Linked DNA regions of Homo sapiens: region 2 is linked to region 1. A link is an interaction called in ENCODE POLR2A ChIA-PET data of the cell type or tissue named here. Cell type or tissue: OCI-LY7. All regions are shown on one strand. Links, peaks and the distances in the headings refer to the core of each region. The heading gives the core; the rest is flanking DNA. Region 1 overlaps ZNF543 (zinc finger protein 543). Region 2 holds the start of ZNF530 (zinc finger protein 530).

What was found. Peaks named below come from ENCODE experiments on the same cell type or tissue, not always from the same donor. Only the 100,000 strongest peaks of a DNase experiment are listed, where the experiment ranks them.
Region 2: POLR2A ChIA-PET joins it to region 1 with 13 read pairs; 2 of 35 experiments call an interaction of 5 or more read pairs at or near these places.

The regions. Positions count from the first base shown.
Region 1 is chr19:57,328,417-57,332,809 of GRCh38, reverse strand. It overlaps ZNF543 (zinc finger protein 543), which reads right to left. Exons shown (of 4, transcript NM_213598.4): 4 at 2,040-4,393. The coding sequence ends at 3,545. Among named protein-coding and RNA genes, the nearest start is that of ZNF543, 10 kb to the right of the region's middle. In OCI-LY7, for the core only: no CTCF peak of the experiment used is centred there; no DNase peak of the experiment used is centred there.
Region 2 is chr19:57,597,856-57,602,248 of GRCh38, reverse strand. It overlaps ZNF530 (zinc finger protein 530), which reads right to left and starts at 2,364. Exons shown (of 4, transcript NM_001321981.2): 1 at 2,115-2,364; 2 at 1,470-1,521. RefSeq lists enhancers at 1,897-2,016, 2,107-2,316. In OCI-LY7, for the core only: no CTCF peak of the experiment used is centred there; a DNase peak (open chromatin) is centred at 2,408; H3K4me3 peaks cover 1,767 bases.

The DNA of each region.
Region 1 (4,393 bases), core at 224-4,223:
AAAAAAAAGTAGAAGTAAGATGTTTGATGTTTGCTAATAACATTAATATTTATGAAGAAAATCCTAAGAAAGCTATTAAAAAATGTTGCTGGAACTACTGACTTCAGCAAAGTCACAGAATACATATAAAAATTCTAATTTATATATTTCTCTATAATTGCAAGTATCAAGTGCAAACTGAAATTTAAAACTCAATACAACATATAATGGCCCTCTAAGAAACTGTCTAGATTTTTAAAATATGTCCATAATCTATAAGCTGAAAATTACAAAACCCTTATGAAATAAATCAACGAGGACCTCAATAAACAGAGGGACGTACCATATTCATGAACTGCAAGACTCAACAAGATGTCAATTCCCACCAAAACGATCTTTAGATTTAAGGCAATTTATATCAAAATCCCAGCAACATATTTCATAGAGACAAACATGCAATAAAATGTATATACAAAGCCAAAGGAAACAATTGATATGAAAGCCAAATCAATTTTTATTTTTTATTTATTTTTTGAGACAGGGTCTCACTCTGTCACCCAGGCTGGAGTGTAGTGGCACCATCTCAGCTCACTGCAACTTCCACCTCCCGGGTTCAAACAATTCTTCTGCCTCAGCCTCCCGAGTAGCTGGGACTACAGGCGCCTGCAACCTTGCCTGGCTAGGTTTTGTATTTTTTAAATAGAGACGAGTTTTCATCATATTGGCCAGGCAGGTCTTGAACTCCTGACCTCATGTAATCTGCCCACCTTGGCCTCCGAAAGTGTTGGGATTACAGGCGTGAGCCACCATGCCTGGCCCCAAATCAATTTTTAAAAAGAATAAAGAGTGAGGAATAAGTTTACCCTATTTTAAAATTTAGTAGATAGCAATAGTAATCAAAATAGAGTGGTATTGGCATAGGTTTAGGCTCGAAGACCAATGGAATAACATAGAGAACCAAGAAATAGACCAACATGAATATACTTAAATAATTTTTTGCTAAGGTGTAAAAGCAATTCAATAGAGGCAGAATAGTCTTTTCAAGAAATGGAGCTTAAAAAAATTCATGGGCAACAACAAAAGAAACTAAAGTTCATACTGTAATACAAAAATTAACTTAACATGAATCAGATCCAATGTAGAAGATAAAATTTGTAGGAGGAAATACGATAGAAAACCTGGTGAGGAGTTCTTAGACATGACATAAAAAGGACAAGGAGGGCCAGGCGTAGTGGCCACGCCTGTAATCCCAACACTTTGGAAGGTTGAGCCAGGCAGATCACAAGGTTAAGAGATGAAGACCATCCTGGCCAACATGGTGAAACCCCATCTCTACTAAAAATACAAAAATTAGCTGGGTGTGGTGGCACAAACCTGTAGTCCCAGCTACTTGGGAGGCTGAGGCAGGAAAATCACTTGAACCCGGAAGGTGGAGGCGGCTGCAGTGAGCCGAGATCTCACCACTGCACTCCAGCCTGGGCAACAGAGCGAGACTCCATCTCAATTAAAAAAAAAAAAGGACCAAGAGATGTCTTCAAAATAATGACATGAATTAATGCAGTACAAAATGGCTTTGCCTACAATAGAAAACTATACAAGTGTTCACTAAAAGGCTGTGAGCGCTGGGCGCAGTGGCTCACACCTGTAATCCCAGCACTTTGGGAGGCCGAGGCAGGTGGATCACCTGTCAGGAGTTCGAGATCAGCCTGACCAACATGCAGAAACCCCATCTCTATTAAAAATACAAAATTAGCTGGGCGTGGTGGCGCATGCCTGTAATCCCAGCTACTTGGGAGGCTGAAGAAGAATCGCTTGAACTCGGGAGGCAGAGGTTGCAGTGAGCCAAGACTGTGCCACTGAACTCCAGCCTGAGCAACAAGAGCAAAACTCTGTCTCCAAAAAAAAAAAAAAAAAAAAGGCTCTGAGGAGGGAAGTCCCACTTGGACACCCCTCTCTTCTCAGAAGAGAGCTAGTCTCTTTTCTCTTTCTTTTGCCTATTAAACCTCTGCTCCTAAACCAAGTAAGTAAATAAGTAAATAAATAAAAAAGGCTTTGAGGAGTTCAAAGTGAATACATGATTATTTTTACTTCTGTACAATATATTTAATATGAGGTAAAACTATCACATGGCTCAAAATCTAGTCTTAAAAATATAAAAAAGGAATTACAAAACGCTCTAAATGTGTAGCATTTTAATCAAGCCTAAGTCCATGGTGACAACTGTGAAAGTCACACATCCCTACATATATGCATGCCGGCTTGCCTGTTAAAATTCCAGTTAAAGTGAATTTTCACACACTCTTTAAAAAGATTAAAAATGACATTCCTTCTATGTTTGTTCTTCTGAGTTTATCATGATCTTTCAAAGGAATTCAGCTACATACTGTATTTTTGGGGGGGCCTTAATTTGACCTTTAGAAAACTGAGGTGGACCTAACTCAAAGGAGAGGTAAAGAAGCTGAGAAACCACAATCATAGGAAAAAACTAAGATTCCCAGGATTACTGTGGGCATGAACAATTACACTATCATCCCTATCCCAGGAAAACTTAAAAAAAAAAAAAAAAAGTAAATCCACATCAAGAAAAAGTATGTGTATTGGGTAAAGACACATGGTGAAACATTTTTTTAAACAAGCATCTGAAGTGGACAATGTGTCCAAACATATGTACATCCTTATCTCCTTATAAAAGTGTTTCATAACTCAAGCCTCCATATTTTTTATAAAGATGTATGCTTCTGCACCTCGAGAGTGGAGAACGTTGCAGGACTAAGCAAGTTTTCACAAAATGTTTTCAAGCCCTCGTTTGTATAACTGTTCTGACACTGGGCAGCAGTGAATGCATACACAGAAAAATAAAGGGGATGAGATCTTTCGTTTCTGAAACATTTCCCTCTCCCACATAAAATAACAAAGGGACGACAAAATTGCCATAGGCTTGTCAGACAAGTCTAAAAGAAGCTGTGGTTTCTTTCTCTTCCCTATATTTCCTCTTCCTTTGTTTAAATATCCCTGAGATGGCCGGGCGCGGTGGCTCACGCCTGTAATCCCAGCACTTTGGGAGGCTGAGGCGGGCGGATCACGAGGTCAGGAGATCGAGACCATCCCGGCTAAAACGGTGAAACCCCGTCTCTACTAAAAATACAAAAAATTAGCCAGGCGTAGTGGCGGGTGCCTGTAGTCCCAGCTACTTGGGAGGCTGAGGCAGGAGAATGGCGTGAACCCGGGAGGCGGAGCTTGCAGTGAGCCGAGATCCCGCCACTGCACTCCAGCCTGGGCGACAGAGCGAGACTCCGTCTCAAAAAAAAAAAAAAAATATCCCTGAGATAATATTTCACTGTAAACTAAGAAGAAAGATGTGGCTGAAAGTTTTCCTAAGTGCATAGCAACCACTGGGTCTCTCTCATGGGTGAATTCTCAGGTGGAGAATAAGACTCCAGGCTGGTTCAATTTCTAACTTGATTGTTTAGACGACAAATGATCATCTATTACACGTTTTCTCAAAGAGAGGATGCTTATGAAGTTTCTCTTCAGTGTGAATGGCCAGATGGTAAGATGTTCCCTTTCACCACAGATTTTCTTCAGTGGTGATATTCAAAAACTCTTTCCCTAATAAAAGTTCCTGGATGTTGACTGAAGTCTGTGCAGTCATAAAAGGTCTTCCCACATCTGTTACAATGGTAGGGTTTCTCCCAGTATGAATCCTTTGATGATGTGTGAGGGATGAGCCGCGATTAAAAGCCTTTCCACACTCACTGCATTCATACGGCTTCTCTCCAGTGTGAATGATGGAGTGTCGAATAAGGTTTGCGCTCCGGCAAAAGGCTTTCCCACACTGGATGCATTCATAGGGTTTCTCTCCAGTGTGAATCTGTTGGTGCCTCGTGAGGTGTGAGCTGCGGTTGAAGGCCTTTCCACACTCCACGCACTCATAGGGTTTCTCTCCAGTGTGGATGCTGAAGTGGCGAATGAGGTCTGCCCTATCACTAAAGGCTTTTCCACATTCTTTGCATTCATAGGGTTTTTCTCCTGTGTGGGTCCTTTTATGCAAGACAAAAGTGGAGCAGTGGGTGAAGGCCTTTCCACATTCACTGCATTCATAAGGCTTCTCCCCAGTGTGAATCCGTTGATGCTGCTTGAGGTGTGACCTACGGTTGAACGCCTTCCCACACTCCATGCACTTATAGGGCTTCTCCCCAGTGTGGATAATGTAGTGTTGAATGAGGTCTGCACTCTCGCAAAAAGCTTTTCCACACTCGTTGCATTCAAAGGGTTTCACTCCAGTGTGAATCTGTTGGTGCCACGTGAGGTATGACCGGCGGTTGAAGGCCTTCCCACACTCAATGCACTCATAGGGCTTCTCTCCCGTGTGGATGATGTAGTGTCGAATGAAACCTGGCCTATCTCGAAAGGC
Region 2 (4,393 bases), core at 189-4,188, 270 kb before region 1:
TTCTTTACATACTCCCTCCCAGGAAAGGCCATGTGAGGAAAAAGCAAGAGGGCAGCCACTGCAAGTCAAGAAGCAGCCCATCACAAATAAGTGAATCTAGAGGCACCCTGATGTAGAATTTCCTAGCCTGCAGAACTGTGAGAAACAAATTTTTGTTGTTTAAGCCACCAATATAGGTTATTTCATTATCAACCCAAGGTAAGACACTGATATAGCCTGGATATTTGTCCCCTTCAAATCTCACCTGGAAATGTGATCCCCAATGTTGGAAGTGGGGCCTAGTGGGAGGTTATCTGGGTCATGGAGGTGGATCCCTCATGAATGGCATAGTATCCTTCCAACAGTAATAAGTTCACATGAGACCTGGTTGCTAAAAAGAGACTGGTGCCTCCCTCCTGCCTTGCTGGCTCCCTTTTTGCCTTCTGCAATGATTGGAAGCTTCCTGAGGCCCTCACCAGAAGTGGAGACTAGCGCTAAGCTTCCTGTACAGCCTGCAGAACTATAAGCTGTAATAAACCTTGTTTCTTTATAAACTACCCAGCCTTAGGTATTTCTTTATAGTAATGCAAATGGCCTAACAGACATAGGGCTCCATCCTAGTTCAATAATATCCTCCACTCTTTGTAGAAGTCTCTATCCTGCACCCTTCCTCAGAGTCCAAGACCTGTGTGTCCACCTAGCCACTTGATATAGCTACTTACTTATTCTCTAAAACATCTCATATTTTTAACATGGACAAAACACATTCCTGATGTCCTGAGTGAAAAACAATTCTACTATCTACTTGGCTCTCCCAGTAGATGGAGCTTCTATGCTTCCAGCTACTAAACTCAAAAAGCCTTGAGTCACCCCTTCTTATCTCTCAGTCCCAATACCAGAAAATCAGAGCCGACCTACAATCCAAAATTCAACCATTTCTGCCACACTGTGGCCACTACTCTGGCCCACATCATCTACACTCACCTGGACTATTGCAGTAGTCTCCTCTTTCCTCTTTGGTATTGCTACCAACTCCCTTAAACCCACAGTCTGTTGTCTGTGCTCAGCCACAGGAGCCTCATGAGGCCTGGGGAAGATCACCTCCCTCTTCTGCTCCAAATCTTCATTGCTGCCATCATCTCCAGAACAAAGACATCTGAGACAGCCATTTAGTTTCTAACTCCTGTACCTCTGCTCTCTGTTCCCATGAGAAGGAAATGAGACTTGAGGTTCTCTTAACCAGCTCAGCCTCACCTCCAAGCAGCTCCAAACACCTGTACTTATCTCTGGGACAAACTTCCACATTCATCCTATTATTTGCCAGCAACAGGCACCACCTCATATAATACTCACCCTGGACATATTTTTGTTCAGAGTCCCTAGGCTCAAGGCCTGGAAAAGCGGTAAGTAAAGAATCCCAGGTCACCACAGTCCCAATCCTAGAGATCCCATTGCTGGAATCAATGAGCTTCTGGATTTCCTCCACTTACCCTTGTAGGGTCTTCAAGTGCTTCTTACGGACCTGTAAGTACTAGTGGCAATCTGTGGGAGGAAACATGTTCTGAGAGGCAGGTGACCAAAGTGTGGCTCCATGGACTTCTGGTTCCAATGTGGAACACCAGAGCCAGGTGTCCAGGGATGACTGCTTTGTATCTGGGTGTCAGTCCTTGGTGCTGACTTTTACCAGCTTTGTGACCTCGTAAAAAGACTAGGTCCCTCCATGCCTGCTATCATCACTGCCCTTCCAGCGCGTTCCTCTGAACAGCTTTTGTGAAACTTTTAGAAGCGTGACTGGGGCCGTGCCCCTCTTCTGTCCTACGCGCTGTGGCCCTCAGTGTGCTGGTGAAACTCAGTGGGGCCAATGCAGCGCGGCGCTGCCCCACCCTCTGCTACCTGCACGCGTGAGGCCGGCCTGGGTCTCCCCAGCCTCCCGGCTCAGGCGCAGCTCCAAGCTGTTGCCCGCGCAGCCCCCTGACCGTGTCGCTCTCCCGCTCCCTGCCACACTACCAGAAACGAGATCCAGCACCAGCGCCTCACTGTGCCGGACAGTGCGGTCCGGGCTGCAGAAAACCCTTCACGCGTCCCTCAGTTTCGGGTGGGGAGGGCAGAGGAGGCCGGGAGGACGCAGCGCTCACCTGGGTCGGGGCCCTCAGTGCCGCCGCCATCGGACTCTGGGCGGAGCGGGCCGGGAGCGGTGGACGATCCGGGCGGAGACAAGAGCAAAGCTGTCACCACCGCCGGCGACCGTCAGGCCCCGGCTGTGCAGCTGAGAAAACGACTCTCCTCGCGCCTTCTCGCTGTCAGCACCTAGGTCCAGATCCGGCACCCGCGGATGGAACTGACACAAGCCAAAGTGCCCGCCACAGGGAGGACGCCGGAAGTTCCGCTCCGACAAGTTGGACAGAGCGGAAATGTCCCTCCCCTGAGCCTCATTGGCTCCACGCCAAGAACCTGGCTCACGGGCCTCTGGGTAATGTAGTTCTCACCGCTTCTTGGGCTGGCAGAGGTCGCCCTTCTCCTGGACCTCAGGGAGGAATGACCCCGTTGCTATGGAGAAAGGTGGAGGGGAAGGCTGAGAGGTGGTGTCTCCAGCCTCCTTGGACAAGGGAGGAGCTTCGCTGCTTTTTTAAGGTACCATACAGAGATTTTTGGAGGGTATTGTGTACAACTAGTCACCTAGGTAGTCAGAGTTATTCAGATACAAAATGCCTCTACCCTTGGCGAGAGCCTAGTAAACATTACCTTCTTTCTCCACACATTTATGTAAAGTAGAACGTTAGAGTCAGCTTTGTGAGTTTCATTATGCTCAGTAAGGAATAAGGGAAATAGAGTTTACATAGCGCCATGACAGGAATGATAAAACATCCGTTAGATCGCACCGAAGCTGGAGGACGAAAGAGGAATTTTGTCTCACAGAAAATGCCTCTCCTGCCTGTGTAATCGGTGAGTGTGTCTAGCCCTGTAAGGAACAGTGTTGTATTCATATAATATTTCTTCCTCCATATTCTTAGATATGCTTCTTTTAGGATTGTAGCAACTTTCTAAACAGAAGAGCCACTTAGCATATGCCATTTTAAAGTAGAACAGTGTCTGTAGTGTTCACAGTCAGAGCACTTGTGCAAAGGGGACATCAGAATACCAGAATAAAGGTTTGGGACACCTAGCTTTCATCTCTTTGATGGGAAATTTTGATCATTGATACTGTTACTGCAGGGACAGTGCTTGCATGGGGAGTTGAGATCATCTTAGAAAAACAGTTGTGAAATGAAAATTACTGAAACCTATTGTATTAGTCAGGATTCTCCAGAGAAACACAGAACCAATAGGATACATAGATGTACAAGAGGGGATTTATTATGGGACTTGGCTCATCCAGTTATGGAGGCTAAGAAGTCCCAGGATATACCTTTTGCAACCTGGTAAGACACGAAGGTGGGTGGTATCATTCAGTCTGCATCTGAAGGCCTGAAAACCAAGGGAGCCTATGGTGAAATTCCCAGTTGGAGGCTGAAGGCCTGAGAACTGGGTGAGGGTCATTCTTGTATGTTCCAGAGTCCAAAGGCCCAAGATCCAAGAACTTTAATGTTGGAAAACAGAAGGTGGATGATCCAGGGCAAGAAGAGAGTAACTTGCTCTTTCTCTGCCTTTTTGTTCTATCTTGGCTCTCAAAGCATTGGATGTTGGCCCCTAACACTGATGAGGCCAGATCTCCTTTACATTGTCTACAGACTCAACTGCTAATATCTTCCATAAACATTCTCACAGACATATCCTGTACTAAGGTTTTCCCAACTATTTGGGTAGCCCTTAATGCAGGCAAGTCGACACAAAACATTATACGTCACAACTATTAATAATCTTGTGGCTAGGCCAAGCGCGGTGGCTCATGCCTGTAATCCCAGCACTTTAGGAGGCCAAGGCAGGTGGCTCATGAGGTCAAGAGATCAAGACCAGCCTGGCCAACATGGTGAAGCCCTGTCTCTACTAAAAATACAAAAATTAGCTGGGTGTGGTGGCGTGCGCCTGTAGTCCCAGCTACTTGGGAGGCTGAGGCAGGAGAAGCGCTTGAACCCAGGAGGTGGAGGTTGCAGTGAGCCGAGATCACACCACTGCACTCCTGCCTGGTGACAGAGTGAGACTCCATCTCAGTAGAGAGAAAAAAAAAAAGAATATTGAACATAATTAATTGAACTGAACATAGACTTACTTTGCTTTTTTTAGTGCAGTCATATATAAGTCTATAAGTACATTTGGCTTGGCTCTGGAAATGTTTACCCTGAAGACACATAGAGCAGATAGCTCTTCAGTTGCTGAATTTAAGTCCTGTCTGAAAAGGAAAGGGAGAAGGTGTGGCTCCAGCATGATTTCATATAGAAAGGTAAGTGGGGAGCCCTTCTGAGTGACTCCACAAAGG